2 separate regions of the Homo sapiens genome follow, and region 2 is linked to region 1. Evidence: read pairs that join two places in POLR2A ChIA-PET (ENCODE). Cell type or tissue: PC-9. All regions are shown on one strand. Links, peaks and the distances in the headings refer to the core of each region. The heading gives the core; the rest is flanking DNA. Region 1 has its middle 26 kb from the start of PCAT6. Region 2 overlaps KDM5B (lysine demethylase 5B).

The links. ChIA-PET counts read pairs that join two places held together with the same protein. Peaks named below come from ENCODE experiments on the same cell type or tissue, not always from the same donor. Only the 100,000 strongest peaks of a DNase experiment are listed, where the experiment ranks them.
Region 2: POLR2A ChIA-PET joins it to region 1 with 24 read pairs; 6 of 35 experiments call an interaction of 5 or more read pairs at or near these places.

The regions. Positions count from the first base shown.
Region 1 is chr1:202,832,715-202,841,050 of GRCh38, forward strand. No RefSeq gene overlaps it. Among named protein-coding and RNA genes, the nearest start is that of PCAT6, 26 kb to the left of the region's middle. RefSeq lists an enhancer at 6,034-6,582. In PC-9, for the core only: no CTCF peak of the experiment used is centred there; a DNase peak (open chromatin) is centred at 4,047; H3K4me3 peaks cover 628 bases; H3K27ac peaks cover 1,275 bases.
Region 2 is chr1:202,777,120-202,785,455 of GRCh38, forward strand. All of the region lies in intron 1 of KDM5B (lysine demethylase 5B), which reads right to left. Among named protein-coding and RNA genes, the nearest start is that of KDM5B, 27 kb to the right of the region's middle. In PC-9, for the core only: no CTCF peak of the experiment used is centred there; no DNase peak of the experiment used is centred there; H3K27ac peaks cover 362 bases.

The DNA.
Region 1 (8,336 bases), core at 183-8,182:
AGAAGTTGGAAATTTCAATTTTTATGTTAGACCTCTCAATTTTCTGAATGCTGGCAACTAATTCAGAATGTTATCAACAGATGGTTTTAACACAATGGCCAGGTGCAGTGGCTCACACCTTTAAATCCCAGTGCTTTGGGAGGCTGAGGTGGGAGGATTGCTTGAGCCCGGAGTTCAAGACTAGCCTGGGTAACAGAGTGAGACCCCCCACCTCTACAAAACAAAAACAAAAACAAAACAGAATCATCATCAACAACAAAACAACAAAAAAACACTACGAGCCACTGTTTTGCTCTGTTCCGGGGAGGCTTTCTCGAGTTAACAGTTTTGCCTCAGGTTACCAAGTACTTGATTGGGTTACAACTTCCTGGAAATCATTTTTAGCTTCAGAAGCACTGGTCCCCTAAACGGATTCCTGGGACATACCCCTATCTCTGTCAGTAACACTAAGCCCCTTTGAGCGTGTATTACTCTGCAGATGGCCGAATCGATCTGTTGTTGATTCTATTAACTCCACTTTCAGAGGTTGGCATTTTCCTCGTACTGACCCACCCACCCTATTTGAGGCTTAACATTGTTTAGGACGAGCCAGCAGATGATTTACAATGAGTGTTATTATTCAAAAGAAAGTCCTATATTTGCTACAGACTGGGTGTGGTATCAAAGGTTGGAGGGGCCTGGAGTTTAGGGTGGAGTTCGGGCCAGGTCCTGGCCAAGCCCTCACATGCGGGCAATGTGAGTTCAAGTCATACACAACCAAGTGGGCATGCCATGTCCCCCAGATAGGCCTCCTTTTTGTGTGCTGGGTCGTGGGTTTCACCTTGAAGAAGGTGAATGGTGAGCATAGACAATGAGGGAAGTTATTATGGGGTTGGCAGGGGAAATGCAGTTAGGAAAGAAAGGAACATAGGTCACCACATAGTCCCAGGGGCTCTGGTGATAAGTTCTGAGAATGCCACCCTTCCTGGGCCCTCTTCTCCTTAAAGGTAACGCCAGGAAGGGAGGGGGTTTATTGCCTGACTGAGCCTTACTGGCCTCCCATCCCCCAAACCTTCTTCTCTGGGACATTCTTTTTTCCCTAAAGTGGAGGCCTTGCCTTCTGTTGAAGTGAGGGTTAGGGCAGGGGAAGACAAGAAAGTCAGCTTGATAAAACTTGCTGGCCAGGCATGGTGGCTCATGCCTGTAATCCCAGCACTTTGGGAGGCCGAGGTGGGTGGATCATCTGAGGTCAGGAGTTTGAGACCAGCCTGGCCAACATGGCGAAACCCCATCTCTACTAAAAATACCAAATAAATTAGCTGGGCATGGTGGTGGGCAACTGTAATCCCAGCTACTCGGGAGGCTGAGGCAGGAGAATCACTTGAACCCAGGAGGCGGAGGTTGCAGTGAGCTGAGATCACGCCATTACACACCAGCATGGGTGACAGGAGCAAAACTCTCTCTCAAAAAAAGCAAAAACAAAAACAAAAAAAAAACAAAAATAAAACACAACATGCCTTAATTTTCCTTGGGGGAAGTGAACTCTACAAGGAGATCAGCCTTGGTTACCAGAAAGCAAGATGCTTCTCTGAGCATAAATGCTGCTGTTGTCCTCCTCCAACTCCTTGCTTGGATTTTTTGGGACAGGTGAGATGCGGAGGTTAAGGGGCCTTGGGCTTGGGTCTGATTTCTGGTTCACTCTAGGCCCTGGTCTCTTCATAAACACTTTCCTCCAAATCTTCATTCCATGCCCTGCCAACCTCATTCTGGCCTCTCACAAGCTGGACACCGTCTTACAAAAAGCTCAAGGAATTAAGATTCTGTTTTTGGGAAAGAGGAAAGGTGACATCCTCAAGTTAAGGAAATGTTGCTTAAGAGGATTTTTGGAGAGTTGAATAAAAGTGAAGGGGCTTTCTAACAAGGAGGTTAAAACCATGGCTTTTGGAGTCTGAAAGGGTTCAAAGTTTACCTGTCATTTACTAGCTGAGTGACTTTGGGAAGTTACTTTAACTTCTGGACCCCATTTTCTCATCTGGTAAAATGGGGTTACGAATACAGGCTCTGAGGATTAAGAGGTGAGAAGTACAATGAATACTTAGAACATTGCTTGGTACTTAGCACTGAAAAATGCTAGCCATCGCTAGTTTTACCAAAGAAAAAAGGAGAAAAGATGATGTGGTTCCTGGCAGGTGTTCGGTGGCTCCCTGACACCCACATTCTCCGCACCCTGCCCGGAACCTCCTCCCTCCTTGTCTGCATTAGTAATCCCTGCCTCCTCTGCAGGAGCCAGCTCAGCGGCCCCTCCTCTGAGCTCCCAGGGCACCTTGAGTTGGATTTGTCTGGACATTGGGTTCCTGTTTTACCTCCAAATCCACTGCTAGAGCTCAGTGGATGTTTGTTGAATTAGTGAATAATCCCTTGCTTTTGTATGTCACTTCAGTTCATAAAGCTCATAGGAATACATTATCTGATTTAATCTTCAGAAGCACACTGCAGGGAAGATCCTGTTTTATGGATTAAAAATATACATATATGAGAGACCGGTTACCTGGAGTCTGCATGGTTCATGCAGATTGCGACAACCTAGACCCTGCCTGAGGTACAGCTCCTGGGTCACCTCATGCAACCAAAGGTGGGCGTCTCGGGGAGGTTCCCACCAGCGCAGGGAGGTGGCTTCTGAGCAACCTCACTAAAGTCTCCACCAAATTGCCAGCAGGGCCCAGGCCTTTCCCTGACTGTCCCAGCTCTCTCAATGCAATGAATCTGGGAAACCCAAACATCCTGCCCCTCTTACCCCATCAGACCTGCCCTTCCAGGGATATGGCTTTCCCTCACCCAGGGAAAAGGCTGAGGGGGCCTCAGGCTGCTGTGGGGGACATGGGTGTCCTCCTTTCTTGGTGACCAGCAATTTGACTTTGGCCAGTGTGAAGAGTGGGGCTCTGATGGGGGTGTGGGAGGAGGAAATGAAGTGGGAGCACAGCCCGCCCCCATCCTCTTTGCAGCCTCTGGGGTTCCCCTCAGGTCTGTCTGGCAGCTGTCTTCCCCACTGACCTCTTTTCCTCCCTCTGTGCTGGCCACATCCTTCCTTTATCAAAAGCAGCTGCTTTGGGTTCTCCTGAATTGCCTTTTAGGTGAAAGGCATTTGTGTTTCTTGGTAGCTGGTTCCTGCTGAGTAAGGCGGGACAGGCTCTGGCTTCCCAGGTGAGACTGGAGAGGCCAAGGCAATCCTTCACTCCTGGAGAGCTGGGGAGGAGCCCACACCACTGGGGCAATTGAGACCCCGTCCCCTCCCCTCCCCTCCCCTCCACTCCACTCCACTCCCTTCCCCTCTCTCCATCTCCAGGACCCAGCAGCAACCCTTTTTACTCCAGGTTTCTCATTCATCCAAACATTTACTGAGCTCCTGAGTGCTAAGCACCTGAGAGGAGGGTCTCAGTGTCAGTGTCACCTCCTCCACGAAGCTTTGGAGCTCTCCCTGGGAATAAGTAAGCTCTTCTCTGGTTATTATAGTTCAAAGGAAGGTGCACAGACGGTGGTGCCACTCAAACTTGGGTTTTAATTCCAGCGCTATTTACTAGCTGAGAGATTTTATGTTATTTAACCTCTCTGAGCCAGTCTCTCCACCTATGAAACAGGGATTCCAGCTAGCACACAGGGTTGGCACTGGGGCTAAAGGGAGTTCTCCATGTAAGGCAAATGAGAGACACTTGGAGGGCATCAGCTCAACTCTCCCTCTCCAGGAGATGGAGGTGCCTAGCCTTCAGCATTTGTCAAGCCTGGCACCCTCTTTCACCCCATCACATCCTTCCATGGGGGACCACAGGCTTCAGCCCATTCCAAGGGCCTCTGTTGCTCCTGCTGACGTATCCCTAGGGGCTCCAGGGCAATTGCACACTCAGCCCTGGTCTTTGGGCTGCCCCCTCACCAGGTCTGGGCTCCTTCTTTGTTAGGAAGCTTCAGACAGGCTCAGGCAGGCAGGACATTTCCACTGTTGCCAGCCCTGCCCCAGGTAGGTGGGGAGGAGCAGATTTCTCCCACCCAGTGGCCTCAGGGCATAGTTCTCCCTTTTCTGGTTAGGCTACTTTAGGAGCCCTGTGCATGCAAGGAGCAATATTGTTATCCATGAGGGCTAAGAAATGGGGCAGAGAGACCATCCAGGCTCTCTGGGTCCCCTACAGGCATCATCACTTCCCTTGGGTGTGGTGGTGTCTCTCTGGTAGGAGAAAGAGCAAGAGGTGGGGCAGAGGTGTGGTCTGGATATGTAATTTCAGACATCTGACCTTCAATTGGAATAAGGATTCCAACTGTCTTTATCTGTAAAACGGAGGTAATATCTTCACAAGGTTACTGTGGCAATCAAATGAGACTAATGTGTGGGAGGGTTCAGAACTGTAAGGCAAGAAATCCATCACAGGACATTGCCCAATTTAAAGTCCTTCCATGGCTTCCCCATAGCTTTTGGGGTACAAACATGTTTACCACAGCCTCCACCCAGCTCACTAACCTCATCTCCCACCATCTGACCCACATGGTTCTTGAAGCTGAGCTCATGCCTGCTCTGGGTCTCCTGCATGCGCTACTTCCTGGTCCGGACTTCCTCCATCTAACCAACTACTCATCATCAGCTTTTTAATCTTTCTCAGAGAAGCCTTCCCCGACTCTTCACACAAGGCCAGGGCTGCTTGTTACTTGCCCTCTTCGGACCTTCATTTTTGCACACTTACAACGAGTTGTGTGACTGTCCAAGGTCTGCATCCGCCCACCTCTGTTCCCTGAATGTGGGCTTCCTGAGGATAGGTACTGAGCAGCATGCCGACAGTATCTCCAGGCTTTGCAGGGCATTTAGCACACGGTAGACATTTTATTTGTTGAAAGAAAAAAGCAGCCGGGCGCGGTGGCTCATGCCTGTAATCCCAGAACTTTGGGAGGTTGAGGTGGGTGGATCATGAGGTCAGGAGTTTGAGACCAGCCTGACCAACATGGTGAAACCCCATCTCTACTAAAAATACAAAAATTGGCGGGCATGGTGGGGCACGCCTGTAATCCCAGCTACTCAGGAGCCTGAGGCAGGGGAATAGCTTGAACCCGGAAGACAGAGGTTACAGTGAGCAGAGATCATGCCACTGCACTCCAGACTGGGGGACAGAGCGAGACTCTGTCTCAAAAAAAAGGAAAAAAAAGAAAAGAAAAAGGCTACTGATTCAGAGGCAGCTCCGCCCCCAGGCCCCCAGGCTCTTCATCCACTCTCCTTAGCCTGAAATTTGTGGCATTCACAGTCCTCCCCAACTCCACTAGACTCAGCAACTGCTCTTAGTCCAGCAGAGGAATCAGGAGCTGACTTTCCTCCTTGCTCCTCCCTATCAAAACTCAAAATTCTGGTCACTTGCAACTTCCTTCTTGACTCCCTTTCATGAGACCAGAGAACGCATGGCCTGTTTACCATGTCACCTCAGTTTCTAGTTTGGGGCTGTTGTGTAGATGGATCACTTGCCTATTAGTAAACCTCCTGAGGATGGCTCCCATCCCTCCCTGTTAGGCAAAGAGCAGAGCCTCTCGAATCCAAAGGCTTGAGCACAGGTCCAAGTCCAGCACTGTCCCAGTTGTTAAGGCTTTGGACAGATCAATTACTGAACCAGTTTCCTCATCAGTAAAATAGAATACCATTTCACAGAAGGGTGGAAATCAGGAGGTACACAAATTACGGTGTTCGACACTGCTAAGCACTCTATCTGTGCAGCGCAATGTGATAGACTCTACTTCATTTTCCATGTAGGGTAACTGAGGCATGGAGGGGTTACACAGGCGGCTCGCTCACACCACCATTAAAGTAGTCTGAACTCAGGCAAGCTCCCCCAGGAGACCCAAGCCCTTTCCTAACTGCCAGACTTGCTCTGTTCCCTTAAAGTCAGGGGCAGAAAAGGTGCTCAGCAGTTTCAGGTTATTTTGATTCAAATTTGGCTGGGTGTGGTGGCTCACGCCTGTAATCCCAGCACTTTGGGAGGCAGAGGTGGGTGGATCACAAGGTCAGGAGATTGAGACCATCCTGGCTAACAAGGTGAAACCCCGCCTCTGCTAAAAATACAAAAAATTAGCCAGGCGTGGTGGCGGGCGCCTGTAGTCCCGGCTACTCAGGAGGCTGAGGCAGGAGAATGGCGTGAACCCGGGAGGCGGAGCTTGCAGTGAGCCAAGATCGCGCCACTGCACTCCAGCCTGGGCGACAGAGCGAGACTCCGTCTCAAAAACAAACAAACAAACAAACAAACAAAAAAACAAATTCACCAAGGCAGCTAGGGAGGTTTGTTTCCTGGAGCTCACTTGGAGCTTGTAGAAGTACGTGCTGATGTCACAAACAGGGATGTAGAAACTTTAGAGATTCCCCTTCTCCCTCCTGTATTAACAAGTGAACTAGCTGGGCGTGGTGGCTCATGCCTGTAATCCCAGCACTTTGGGAGGCCGAGGCAGGCGGGTCACAAGGTCAGGAGTTCAAGACCACCCTGGCCAATATGGTGAAACCCCATCTCTACTAAAAATATAAAAATCAGCTGGGCGTGGCGGCGGGCACCTGTAATCTCAGCTACTTGGGAGGCTGAGGCAGGAGAATCACTTGAACCCGGGAGGTAGAGGTTGCAGTGAGCTGAGATCGTACCACTGCACTCCAGCCTGGGTAACAGAGTGAGACTCCTAAAAAATAATAATAATAAAATAAAATAAAACAAATGAACTCCCACCTTGTTCTTGCAAGGGAGGACAAGAAATTACAGTGTAATGATGAGACAAGAAGAAATTACTATGTTCAAAAGAGGTGAAGGAACTTGAGTCCCTAACACTATTTCACTATTACAAATTTTTTTTTTTTTTCTGAGACGGAGTCTCGCTCTGTCGCCCAGGCTGGAGTGCAGTGGCGCTATCTAGGCTCACTGCAAGCTCCGCCTCCCGGGTTCACGCCATTCTCCTGCCTCAGCCTCCGAGTAGCTGGGACTACAGGTGCCTGCCACCACGCCCAGCTATTTTTTGTATTTTTAGTAGAGACGGGGTTTCACTGTGTTAGCCAGGATGGTCTCAATCTCCTGACCTCATGATCCACCTGCCTCGGCCTCCCAAAGTGCAGGGATTACAGGTGTGAGCCACCGCACCCAGCCTGATTTCAAATTTCTTAACCTCGGCAAGTTAGCAATTTTTTTCTTTTTTTTTCTTTTGAGACATAGTTTCACTCTTGTCGCCCAGGCTGGAGTGCAGTGGCCCAATCTTGGCTCATTGCAACCTCCACCTCCCGGGTTCAAGCTACTCTCCTGCCTCAGCCTCCCAAGTAGCTAGGATTACAGGCATGTGCCACCACGCCCAGCTAATTTTCTATTTTTAGTAGAGACGGGGTTTTGCCACATTGGCCAGGCTGGTTTCGAATTCCTGACCTCTGATAATCTGCCTGCCTTGGCCTCCCAGAGTGCTGGGATTACAGGTGTGAGCCACTGTGCCTGGTCATTTCTTCATTTTTTAAAGCTATATTTTGTTTGGGCTATGAATGTCAGAATGAGGAACCTTTTTTTTTTTTTTTTTTGAGACGGAGTTTCGTTCTTGTTGCCCAGGCTGGAGTGCAACGGCATGATCTCGGCTCACTGCAACCTCGGCCTCCCGGGTTCAAGCGATTCTCTTGCCTCAGCCTCCCGAGTAGCCGGGATTACAGGCATGTGCCACCACGTCCGGCTATTTTGGTATTTTCAGTAGAGATGGGGTTTCTCCGTGTTGGTCAGGCTGGCCTCGAACTCCTGACCTCAGGTAATCCACCCGCCTCGGCTTCCCAAAGTGCTGGGATTATAGGCATGAGCCACTGTGCCCGGCCGAGCAAACTTTTTTAAAGCTATATTTTGTTTGGGCCATGAATGTCAGATCGAGGAACCTTTCTTAAAACATGCACCAACACAGTTTTACTGCATTCTTGTTTCCTTAAATGTCTGAGGCTCCTAGGGCAGTGGTTCTCAACTCTGGCCGCACATTCGCCTCACGTAGGAAGATTTTTACTTACTTATTTATTAATTAATTTTTTTTTTTGAGACAGAGTCTCGCTCTGTCACCCAGGCTGGAGGGCAATGGTCTGATCACTGATCACTGCAGCCTCAACTTCCCAGGCTCAAGCGATCCTCCCGCCTCAGCCTCTTGAGTACCTAGGACTACAGGTAAGCATCACTATGCCCAGCTAATTTCTTATATTTTGTGTAGAGATGGTATCTCACTATGTGGCCCAGGCTGGTCTCAAACTCCTGGGCCCAAGTGATTCTCTCCCGCCTTGGCCTCTCAGTGTTGGGATTACAGGTGTGAGCAACTGCACCAGCCTAGGCTGATGGAAATGTTCTGAACATGTT
Region 2 (8,336 bases), core at 60-8,059, 56 kb before region 1:
AGAATAACTTATAAGCATTTGACATTCAAAAATTTGTTTTAAAATTAAAACCCAGGTTAGGTAAATCTTATTCTAACCAATCAAACAAAATAGAACACAGAGTAGTGGTTTCTCAACCTTTTGTCCATGAGAGCAGCAAAATATGTATGAACACCCTTTCCCAAATAAATGATATATCACATATACACCTCTCCCCACAAACCTTCCCACTGAGCAATGTCATTGAGCCTGTAAAAAAAAAAAAAAAAAAAACACTCATTTAGGCAAAAGACACTTTGACTTCTGTATTACCATAGACATACCTCATTTTTTATATAACAGCTATATGTCTATAACTTTAAAAAACACATTTAACCTTCCAGTCACATTAACTTTTTTAATTTTTTTTTTTTGAGATAAGGTTTCACTCTGTTGCCCAGGCTTAAGTGCAGTGGTGTGATCACAGCTGGTGGAAACCTCTGCCTCCTGAGCTCAAGCGATCTTCCACCTCAGCCTCCCAAGTATCTGGGACCACAGGTGAACACTACCACACTCAGCTAATTGTTTAAGGTTTTTTTTAGAGACGAGGTGTAGGTACATGTATTGCCCAGATCAGTCTCGAACTCTACAGCTCCAATGATCCTCCCACCTTTGCCTCCCAAAGTGCTGAGATTACAAGTGTGAGCCACTGAGCCTGGCCCACCTTAACTTTTCTTATTAAATTGAGGGTAAATTCTACAGTGGTGTCAGGGGGAGAAAAACTGACATCCAAATCCAATTTTAAAAGTCATCCTTGGCCGGGCAAGGTGGCTCAACCTGTAATCCTAGCACTTTGGGAGGCCAAGGAGGGTGGATCACCTGAGGTCAGGAGTTCAAGACCAGCCTGACCAACATGGTGAAACCCTGTCTCTACTAAAACTACAAAAATTAGCCAGATGGGGTGGCAGGCGCCTGTAGTCCCAGCTACTCAGGAGGCTGAGACAGGAGAATCGCTGGAACACAAGAGGCAGAGGTTGCAGTGAGCCAAGATCGCGCCATTGCACTCCAACCTGGGCAACAGAGCAAGACTTCACCTCAAAAAAAAAAAAATTTGTCCTTAATATGTATACTCGTATAGACAACTGTTCTCTAGAGGAGAATTTTCCTATCATGGAAGAACTGCCATCATGAGGAAGTAATCAGACAATTAAATATATATATATACACACACACACATATATGTATGAATTGTTACCTACGAAGGGAGAAAACTGGAAATGAATGTCTACAACAAGAGAACAGCTAAAGGTATAAAAATGTGTTAATAGGTTTCAGTCTGGGATAATGATGAAAGGGTCTGGAGGTAGACAATGGTAATGGCTGTACAGCAATGTAAATGTACCCAATGCCACTGAACTGTATCCTTAAAAATGGTTACAAAGGCAAAAATTTAATGTTATGTACATTTTAATATTTTAATACAATGAAAAAAGCAAAAAAGGAAAAATGTACCCTGTAGCATAGATCTTTTATTTATTTATTTACTTATTTATTCACTTTTTGGAGACAGAGTTTCGCTCTGTCACCCAGGCTGGAGTACAATGACGTGACCTCAGCTCGCTGCAGCCTCTGCCTCCCGGGTTCAAGTGATTCTCCTGCCTCAGCCTCCCGAGTAGCTGGGATTACAGGCATGTGCCACCACACCCAGCTAATTTTGTATTTTTAGTAGAGGCGGGGTTTCACCATATTGGTCAGGCTGGTCTCAAACTCCTGACCTCATATGATCCGCCTGCCTCGGCCTCCCAAAGTGCCGGGATTACAAGTGTGAGCCACCGCACCCAGCCTAGATCTCTATTTACTAATGTGGGAAGATTTTCCCTATATATGTTAAGGGGTCGGGGGGCGGAACAGGCTTTACAGTAGAAAAATAAAACACTGGAAAGCTATCTAGAGCAAAAAGGCTCACAATAGTGGTTGTCCTTACTGGCAGGGTTATAGGTAATTTTACATCCTTGTTTGTTTTAAATATAATCCAAAATACATTAAATATTTATTAAATAATAAATGTATTATTTCAGATTGTGTGAATATATTAATGAGGAAATTCACAGCCTTTAAACTCAATTTTATACCAAGTTTATCCTAAGAGAACAATTCAACCGGCCAGGCGCGGTGACTCACGCCTGTAATCACATCACTTTGGGAGGATCATGAGGTCAGGAGATCAAGACCATCCTGGCTAACACAAAAAATTAGCCAGGCGTGGTGGCACGCGGCTGTAGTCCCAGCTACTCAGGAGGCTGAGGCAGGAAAATGGTGTGAACCCGGGAGGCGGAGTTTGCAGTGAGCTGAGATCCCGCCACTGCACTACAGCCTGGGTGACAGAGCGAGACTCCGTCTCAAAAAAAAAAAGAAAAAAAAGAAAACAATTCAACCAGAGTTGAATGGCCAGGCGCACTGGCTCACACCAGTAATCCCAGCACTCTGGGAGTCCGAGGCAAGCAGATCACCTGAGGTCAGGAGACCAGCCTGGCCAACATGGCAAAACCCCGTCTCTACTAAAAATACACAAAAAATTAGCCGGGTGTGGTGACACATGCCTGTAGTCCCAGCTACTCAGGAGTCTGAGGCAGGAGAATCACTTGAACCCAGGAGGTGGAGGTCGCAGTGAGCCAAGATCATGCCTTTGCACTCCAGCCTGGGCGACAGAGTCAGACTCCGTCTCAAAAATAAATAAATAAATAAATAAATAAATAAATAAATAAATAAAAAATAAAGGAAGAAAAAACAAAATACATGAATGAAATTAACTGCAGCATTACATTAGGAATGTACGATTATTATGGTATTACAATAACATTGAATATTATACAGCATTTAAAAGTGCTAGATTTATAAAGAGTTCATAACAATCAATAAGACAAAATAATAACTTACAGAAAAATGGGCAAATTGTATCAACAGCCAAAAGGGAAAAATGGCCAATCATAAGACTGGCACCCAACTTCACTCAAAATTCAAGAAATATACAAACTCTCATTGTTTTTAGCTATCAGATTAACAGCGCATGCCTTGTGACCCAGCAGTTTTGTTTATTTTTATTTTATTATTATTATTTTTTGAGATGGAGTCTCATGCTGTCACCCAGGCTGGAATGCAATGGCACAGTCTTCACTCACTGCAAGCAAGAATTGAACATCCCGGGTTCAAGCAATTCTCCTGCCTCAGTCTCCCAAGTAGCTGGGATTACAGGCATGTACCACCACCATGCCTGGCTAACTTTTGTATTTTTAGTAGAAACAGGGTTTCACCATGTTGGCCAGGCTGGTCTCGAACACCTGACCTCAAATGATCCACCTGCCTAAGCCTCCCAAAGTGCTGGGATTACAGGCGTGAGCCACTGCGCCTGGCCATGACCCAGCAATTTTCTGATAGGAATTTACAAATATCTATTACCACTCACAACACCTCAATATAGGCAAAAGGAAATTCACTGCAAAATTCCTTCAAGTTAAAATGTAAGTATCAGTAGAGAAAAAGCTAAATAAATGTTGGTATATCTACAACCAACAATAAAATACCACTCAGCTATAATAAAAAATATCTAGATATTCTAAATATGGAAAGATACCCAAGCATCAATGAGTAAAAAACTAGAACAAAAACATGTATTAGGTTGGTGCAAATGTAATTGCAGCTTTTGCCATTACTAAAAAAAAAAAAAAAAAATACATATATATGTGGCAAAAGCTGTAATTTTGCCATTACCTACATATACATATGACAAAAACCACAATTACGTTTGCGCCAACCTAATAACATTGTGTTGAATTTTACATATGCAGATTTTAAATAATATCACAATAATAAGGAGAAAAGAGGCTTTTTTAACATTTCAAATTTGTGCTGTTGGAACTTATCATTATAGACTGCTTTTAGTTTAGAATAAAAATGACGGCCAGGCACAGTGGCTCATGCCTATAATCTCAGCACTTTGGGCTGCAGCAGCAGGAGGATCACTTGAAGCTAGCAGTTTGAGACCAGTCTCTATCCGTCTCTACCAAAAAATGTAAAAATTAGGCATAGTGGTGCAAACCTGTAGTCCTACCTACTCAGGAGGCTAAGGCAGGAGGATGACTTAAGCCCAGGGGGCTTAAGTTTACAGTGAGCTATGATTGTGCCACTGCACTCCTGCTTGGGCAACAGAGCACGAACCTAGCTCTAAAATAAATACATAAATGAAATTTTGTTTTGTTTTAGTGATAACAAAGACTTCAATAAAAATGCCCGCCGGTGATGCATGATAAAATGTTAAGCTAAAAAGCAAAGGTAATTATCGGTAAGGCCTTCAAATGTTTAACATAGTTGTACTGCCTTTTTATGGTTAATGTTTTAAATGTCAGTTAAAAAATACTATACTTTGTTAAAGTTAAAAAATACCTCCATCCCAAGTGAAAAAGATTAAAGTCTGATTTATTTTTGTTTAGCTCAATAACTAAAAGCCAAAGTAATGTGTTTAATTTATACAGAACACATCCTAGCAAAAGGAAATCACACTGCTTCTTGATATTCTATGGTAGGCTAACAGGAAGCCTTTATATTGCTCAGAGCTTTGCTTCCAGTGTGTTATAAAAGCTGTTGGTTTTCAGAAATGAATTGATCTGGGTTAAGCTGAGATCAAAAGCATATGAAAAATAATGTGTCAGAATATAGAAGTAAATGTTCAAATATTTAGTCTTAACATACTTTCAAAATGGCCTGAAAATTTTAACAACTAAGACTTACAGGTGATATATAATGTTATTCCCTGATTGATCAGATAATGTACCTTCTAATACCAAAACACAATTATAAAGATATTTGATGTTCTCAAAAGCCTGTATATTAAAGTTTTACAAATTAAAATGAGCTTCTATGTATGAATATATACACAATATACTTATTTTAGCATAAAGCTAAAATGAATCCTGAAAATGATTCATCAAATGGAAATTAGTACATATCTGTCAATAAGGATGCTCATACAGTGGGTATAAATATGTTTAAAACTAAAGAAATAGTTTGAGAAGATCATTTTTGCATGAAAAATGGATCACTACAAACTCTGTCATCTCTTCTGGTTATAAAGAATGAGAGAAGAGATAAATGTCATTCAGTTTTGGGACATTCACTGTCAGCTGCAAAACTAGACTCCAATAAAAAAATTAAATTTATTTGTAATGTTCACTATCATACGGAACTAAAATACCTTTGGCAAAGTCTGACCTCAATGGGACACGAATTTTTTTTTCTTTTCATTTTAAGTAGAGATGAGGTCTCGCTATGTTGCCCAGGCTGGTCTGGAACTCCTGGGCTCAAGCAATCCTCACACCTAGGCCTCCCAAAGTGCCAGGATTACAGGTGTGAGGCATGGCAGAAGCCAAGCCATGACTTTTAAATGGGGGGTAGGGGAAGCCATTATGAAAGGTAAATACAACAGATCATAATAAAGCTTCTAAGGTGAAAATTTTGAAAAATAATCCTCAAATTATGTAGTCAAATAAATAATCCAAATCCCCACTTAGAAACATTGCGATAATGTTTAACTTGATGCTTAAGTGTCTAAAAGGAATATAATGTAAGCTGGCCAAAAAGTAAAACTTGTACTCCCTATCAATAAAACTGATCATAAATCACTTTTTCTAACATAAAACAGCCTTTTCATACTAACTAGATGTAATAAGAATTTGCAGATTACATGCAGTTCCATATAAATTCCTCACTGAGATTATTTTAATTTCCTTTACTTTCAAAACTTGAAAGTAAGCCAGGTGTAGTGGGGTTCACACTTTGCGAGGCCAAAAGGGGGAGGACTGCTTGAGCCTGGGAGCTCAAGACCAACCTGGGTGCTGAGTGTGATGGCTCATGCCTGTAATCACAGCACTTTCGGAGGCCAAGGCAGGAGGATCACCTGATGTCAGGAGTTTGAATCCAGCCTGGCCAACATGGCGAAATCCCATCTCTAATAAAAATACAAAAATTAGCCGGACATGGTGGCGCATGCCTGATAAAATACCTCTCTCATTCTTTATAACCAGCTACTCAGGAGGCTGAGACAGGAGAATCACTTGAACCCAGGAGGCGGAGGTGGCAGTGAGTGGAGATTGCGCCATTGCACTCCAGCCTGGGTGACAGAGCAAGACTCTGTCTAACAAGAAAAGAAGAGAAGAGAAAAGAGAAGAGACCAGCCCAGACTCGGAAACATATTGAGGCTCTGTCTCTACAAAAAAAAAATTAAGTTAGCCAGGCATGGTGGCATGCACCTGTAGTCCCAGCTAATCAGGAGGCTGGGGTGGGAGGATTAATTGAATCCAGGAGGTCAATCCTGTAGTGAGCCACGATCATGCTACTGCACTGCAGCCTGGGCGACAGAGCAAGACTGTCTCAAAAAAAAACAAAAACAAACAAAAAAACTTGAAAATAGTTTTATTTTAACCCTTACAAGATAAAGTACAAGAACCTTATTATTTAAAAGTTCAGGCCGGGTGCAGTGGCTCACGCCTGTAATCCCAGCACTTCGGGAGGCCGAGGCAGGCGGATCATGAGGTCAGGAGATCAAGACCATCCTGGCTAACACGGTGAAACCCCATCTCTACTAAAAAAAAATACAAAAAATTAGCCAGGCGTGGTGGCGGGCGCCTGTAGTCCCAGCTACTCAGGAGACTGAGGTAGGAGAATGGTGTGAACCCGGGAGGCGGAGCTTGCAGTGAGCCAAGATCACACCACTGCACTCCAGACTGGGGACAGAGCGAGACTCTGTCTCAAAAAAAAAAAGAAGTTGAATTAGTTTCCTTAGGACTCAAAAATGTATTCCTTAGGAAGGCAATTAAGTAGAAAGTTGAAGCTTCAAAATCCTCAGAGGCCTGAGAAACATCAGGTAAACATTTTCCTCAGTGCCAGCATTAACTTAACAACAACTAAAAGCAGATTTAACTGAGAGAAATGTTTAAAAAATAAAGTCAACCACTGTGAGAACAACTTTCAAAAGATGCTGAAGATTTTTCCAAAAAATGCCAGGAAAATTCACTCTGTAGAGGATGTGCTATTAACATCCACATATTTAATATATTAGAATACTGTTTTTATCCTTCTAATTATAGAAAGGCTGTCATTTTGAGATCTGATAATTAGCAAAATGAAAAAGTATATGCTCTACAGAGGCTACGAAAGTTGGCTCTAACTCCCTGCAGACAAAACCAATTAGAAATCAGTGTCACAAAAGCACATTCTTGTTAGTTTACCAAGAATAACATCAACTAAGGACCAAAGCATTGTTTTAATTGTATATGTTCTATGAAACCCAGTCATCATAGAATAAATGCACTTGCAAGTTAGCAAATCTTTCAGGTGAGGATGACAAAATTTAACTTTAATATAAAGATCAGAATAACAGATATATGAAACATAAAAGACCACTTTCTCATCAAATGAATGGTTTCAGGTCAGTAATATGCCCTTAAAACACCTGCACAAATGCAAAAGGTAGAACTAGGTCTATCACAACCATTATAAACTCCTATAAAAGACAAGCAGAGTTAACTATTTATGAGCCCCTGATGGAGTCTAATTGCCACTCACTGATAGGTGTCTATCAGAAAAGTTTTGTACGACAAAGAATTGCATTCAAAGTCTTCCAAACAGGGCCAGGAACGGTGGCTCATGCCAGTAATCCCAGCACTTTGGGAGGCCCAGACAGGCCTTGAGGCCAGGAGTTCAAGACCAGCCAGGCCAATGTGGCAAAACCAAGTCTCTACAAAAAATACAAAAATTGGCCGGGCATTGTGGCGCACACCTGTCATCCTAGCTACTCAGGAGGTTGAGGCATGATAATTGCTTGAACCTGGGAGGCAAAGACTGCACTCCAGCCTAGATGACAAAGTGAGAGCCTGTCTCAAAAAAAAAAAAAAAAAGTACAGACTACCTTTTAGGACTGTGGTGAGAACTGATTTTACAAATATAAAGGTTTTTTCATTAAATTGTAAAGTAAAAGTAACAATTATAATTATGTTAAGTTCTGACCACTGAAATATGAATCTTCCTATACAAAAAGCGCTGCAACCTCAACTTTCAAGGAGCATCTGACCTCTAAACCTTACTTACCTTTAAGGACCTTATCCTTCCAGCCTAACCCTAGCTGGCATGTAACTGTCAACTAGCACATTTTATCATAGCCACTTTAACACAGGTTAAAGGCCTCCTCTGTATTTCTCCATTTTAACCTCCTCTATATTTTCCCATTGTTATTTCTCTGATGGTCATTTTTTTTAAAACACAGTGAGGCCATTTACCTTTACCTTGTACATCAAAATAGATGTCAAAGAGGACAGATTCTCAAGTCA